2 separate regions of the Mus musculus genome follow, and region 2 is linked to region 1. A link is a loop called in an ENCODE intact Hi-C map of the cell type or tissue named here. Cell type or tissue: gastrocnemius. All regions are shown on one strand.

Region 1 (2,500 bases):
AGTAGTTTCTGGGAATCAATAGATCTGCTACCAGTTAAAACTGCTCCGCAGAACCTTTAAAAATGTTTACACTCTGTGACCCAGTAATTCCACTTCTGGGAATTTGTACTAGGGAAAGAGAAGTCTGGACTAAGATTTATGTGGAAGGACAGCAATAGCAATGTTATTTACAGCCTAAAATTTGTAGTGAAAAATGCTCAAAATTAGGAGAATGATTAAGGAGATGATGCCATAGCCACATAATGAATTTTGAATACACCTAGTAAAAATTGTATCTTTAAATATTTAAGAACCTAGAAATATACATAACAATAAGTGAAGGGGTGGGATAATATCTACACGTATGCTTTGATCCCAGTTTTGTTTAATATTTCATACATATACAGACAAAATGAGTCAAAGGACATTTGAAACGTTAATTATATCTGAGTAGGAAAGTAGAAAATTATTCTATACTTTCCTGTATTTTTAAAATATATTTAAAAATTGTCCTACTAAAATTAGTGTCAGTCAACCAATTCCGTTCAATAAACAAATTAAATAAATGGGTGGGTGTTAATTATATTCTCAGTGAATAATCCCTGCCGTGTATGCCTGAAGTCACTCAGGATGTGCAGGGACTTTTTGAGTTCTCTCTCTCTCTCTCTCTCTCTCTCTCTCTCTCTCTTTCTCTCTCTCTCTCTCCCTCCCTCCCTCCCTCCCTCCATCCCCCCTCTCTCTCTTTCTCTCTCTCCCTCCCTCCCTCTCCTACTCTCTCTCTCTCTCTCTCTCTCTCTCTCTCTCTCTCTCTCTCTCTCTCTCTCTCTCTCTCTCTCATACACACACGCACACACACTCACCTATTTCAGTTTCATTTGCCTTTGTACAAGTTTCAGAAAATGTGACACCTCTTTCAAGGGAATTTGTAGTTCTCACTGGTGTGATTAATGCCTGTTCTCGCTGGCAGGTGGGCAAGTACTTATCCTGGTACAGCTGTTTATGCCCCTGAAAGTACACCAGTAGAGGGCTGTCTACTCTGTGGATTGCCCAGAAGGAACAGTTTGGTAGAACACTGGCCTCACTGGGAAAATAAAAGGAACTTTGTACAGACACTTGGGGAAGGGGGACAGAAATTTGGGGGCAAAACATAATACAGAGAGTGATACAGGCAGCAACTATGTTCACTAGAAAGGATTTCCCTAAGCCTGTGTTTTTAGTGTATTACTGTTTAAAGGGAATAGAACTGAACTTATAAGGAATCTTATTGGAGACATTTCTACTTTTCCTCTGAATATACAATAAGCAGATGAGTACACACATATTTGTAATAGTGAACAAAAATTGAACCATACTGTAAACATTATTCTATAACATACTTAAGGAAACCCAACACATTTTATGAATCTATTTTCCATGTCACTATATATAAATTTACCTCATTTTTAAAGATGCTGCATATTATTCCATAGGGTTTTAGATTAAAAAAAAACCTCCACGATTGGATATTTAATTTAGTTCCAGGTTTTTTTTATACCTATAAGCAATGTGGTGAACATGCCTGTGTGCACACCACAGAATCAATTTAAGAGAAAATCTTCCTTCCATCAGATATGCATTACCTAACCATTTGCAATTAGTTTCCTGGGCTCTGGAGAACAGTTTTTAATGGGTATGCCAAATGTTCTGTAGCATCCCGAATAGTCCAAGGCATCCTTTCCAATTAAGTTGCAGTCTACTACACACTGCATTTTAAATTACATTGTGCTTTAAGGACACGGAGCTGTCTTACATTATTGATACTGTTATAATGTCCTATCTTGATATTAATATCCTCAACTTGAATGAGCACTGTCTAAAGAGTGTGGGCAGCCAGAGGCTGCTGGTACCTATGACCAAGGGCAGCCCAACTCAGGGTAGCACAAATACAGATGCATAATTGTTGCTCCTCCAATCGCACCCAGCATCTCTCCAGCGTCTGGCACAAGGCCTAATTTCAGATAAGGCATTTATCTGACACCTATTGTTTGACAGGAAAGAAGGGGAGAAGCACCTATATGAACATCTAAACCAATAAAGGAAGCCTGCTTTCTGCTATCTCCCACCCTATCTGCCTCCCCTTACCCAAACTGAAACAATCACTCATTGTTTCAAATACGCTCTCTGGCTGTCTACAAGCATTTATCTTGATATCCTACTTGGAGGTGAACTCTTTAGCCATTGTGTGACACCTCCATTAAAAGTTATTCTTTTTAGAAAGTCTATCTACTAGTATTCATTTGTATTGGCATGGCTAAGTATGCTTAAATCTTGGGGTCAGAAGACCACTTTCCATCTATATGTATTTGACCAAATTAGCAAATCTCTCTGAATCTATGTTAATGCCTGTGAAATGGGAAGCATGCAGATCTCTGTTTTCAGTATTTCATAATATCTTTTCTCATGAGGTTAATATAAAAATGAAACTACATTGGGTGTAAGCAAGAGCTCTTTGATCATATGATCCTTATGAATTATTTGTTCC
Region 2 (2,500 bases), 110 kb after region 1:
TGCCTATTCAGTGACATTCAGAATTGCCTCTGGCATTACACAATCACTTTGAATAAAAGCCAAGTCACTGCCCTACACAGGAAATTACCATCATCTAGGAAGAAGGAAGTTTGAGACCTAAAGAGGAACCAGAATAGATACTTAGAACTATAGATAGCTGAGTTACACCCATACACATGTATTTACAATGGCCTAAGGGAAAGGTGGACTATACAATAGACTAGAATAGGAACTATGGCAAGGGCACGAAGCCCTTGACCCTGGCTTTTAAGATTCAGTGGATCTTAGGTGGAGCTCTTTTTGATCCCAGTTGTTAACAATGAATTCTATACCAGGTGGCTCCTGTTAGACCTTCTGTGTTTGTATTCCTCTGTTTTGTGTAAGAATCCAGTAACCACTTTGTACCTTGCTGGTGTGTCACCCAACTTCCCTATTTTCTTCTGTATAAAAAGTTTGATGCTCGATTTGACAAATTACATCCAGATTCTACACAACCTCTCCTGTGTGCATCTGTCTGTCATTCCATCCAACGCTTTGCCCACCTGCGACTAGAGACCTGTTCCACGCAGACAAAGGGGCCCAGAGGGTCTGCGGCACCTCAACAGATACAAAAATATTGAAATTGTCCCATGCATCTCATCAGATCACCACGAACTAAGGCTGATCTTCAATAACAACATAAATAATACAAAACCAACACTCACATGGAAACTGAACAACACTCTCCTCAACGATACCTTGGTCAAGGAAGAAAGAAAGAAAGAAATTAGAGAACTTTTAGAGTTTAATGAAAATGAAGCCACAACATACCCAAAACTTATGGGACACAATGAAAGCATTCCTGAAAGGACAACTCATAGCTATGAGTGCCTCCAAAAAGAAACTAGAGAGAGCATACACTAGCAGCTTGACAACACACCTAAAAGCTCTAAAACAAAAGGAAGCAAATTCACCCAAGAAGAGTAGACAGCAGGAAATAATCAAACTCAGAGGCAAAATCAACCTACTGGAAACAAGAAGAACTATTCAAAGAATCAACCAAACGAGGAGCTGTTTTTTTTTTGTTTTTTGTTTTTTGTTTTTTGTTTTTTGTTTTTTTTTTTTTTTTTGAGAAAATCAACAAGATAGATAAACCCTTAGCCAGACTCACTAGAGGGCACAGGTGTGAGGAGTGGGTGTGGCAGCAGTTCCAAGATGGCGCCCGGGACTGCAGCCAAGTCTTATCACTTGCACCTGACTTCCTCATACACCTGAAAATAAGCTGCATCCATCGTGAGAACTGTGCAGGTGCAGCATGATGCAAGATCGGACCATATGACGAGGGATGATTCTGGCCAATGGACTGCTGTTACGTGGACTGGGCTGATAGGGTGTGACTGAGGGGTTATATAAGGGATTGAGATTGGGGGCGGGTTGGTTGTTGTTTTTTCCTGGAGAGATTGATTTCTGGAGAGAGATTCATGCATGATATTGAAAGGTTCCTGAATAAACTGCTTTGAGAAGAACATACTGTTGTCGCTCTTTTCTGCTGGCCAGTATGGGAGGCGACAAACAGGGACAGAATCATAAATAACAAAATCAGAAATGAAAAGGGAGGCATAACAACAGATCCTGAGGAAATCCAAAACACCATCAGATCCTTCTACAAAAGGCTATACTCAAAAAAAGTGAAAAACCTGGATGAAATGGACAAATTTCTAGGCAGATGCCAGGTACCAAAGTTAAATCGGGAACAGATTAATGACCTAAACAGTCCTATATCCCCTAAAGAAATAGAAGCCATCAATGATAGTCTCCCAACCAAAAAAAAAAAAAAAAAAAAAAAAAAAGCCCAGGACCAGATGGATTTAGTGCAGAGTTCTATCAAACCTTCAAAGAAGACCTAATTCCAGTTCTTCTCAAACTATTCCACAAAATAGAAACAGAAGGTACTCTACCCAATTCATTCTACAAAGCGACAATTACTCACATATCGAAACCACATAAAGACCCAACAAAGAAAGAGAACTTCAGACCAATTTCCCTTATGAATATCGATACAAAAATACTCAAAAAAATTCTCACTAATCAAATCCAAGAACACATCAAAACGATCATCCATCCTGACCAAGTATGTTTCATTCCAGGGATGCAGGGATGGTTTAATATACGAAAATCCATCCACGTAATCCACTATATAAACAAACTCAAAGACAAAAACCACATGATCATCTCATTAGATGCGGACAAAGCATTTGTCAAAATCCAACACCGATTCATGATAAAAGTCCTGGAGAGATCAGGAATTGGAGGCCCATACCTAACCATGATAAAAGCAAACTATAGCAAACCAGTAGCCAACATCAAAGTAAATGGTGAGAAGCTGGAAGCAATCCCACTAAAATCAGGGATTAGACAAGGCTTCCAATTTCTCCATACCTATTCAAAATAGTATTTGAAGTCCTAGCCAGACCAATTCGACAACAAAGGGCGATCAAGGGGATTCAAATTGGAAAGGAAG

Evidence for each region. Hi-C counts contacts between places; a loop is a spot of excess contacts. Peaks named below come from ENCODE experiments on the same cell type or tissue, not always from the same donor. Only the 100,000 strongest peaks of a DNase experiment are listed, where the experiment ranks them.
Region 2: a loop joins it to region 1, with 23 times the contacts of the local background. A loop is called at or near these places in 15 of 42 quality-filtered maps.

The regions. Positions count from the first base shown.
Region 1 is chrX:38,258,813-38,261,312 of GRCm38, forward strand. No RefSeq gene overlaps it. Among named protein-coding and RNA genes, the nearest start is that of Tmem255a, 7.6 kb to the left of the region's middle. In gastrocnemius, a CTCF peak has its summit at 995 (motif pointing right); no DNase peak of the experiment used is centred here.
Region 2 is chrX:38,364,796-38,367,295 of GRCm38, forward strand. No RefSeq gene overlaps it. Among named protein-coding and RNA genes, the nearest start is that of Atp1b4, 50 kb to the left of the region's middle. In gastrocnemius, no CTCF peak of the experiment used is centred here; a DNase peak (open chromatin) is centred at 1,275.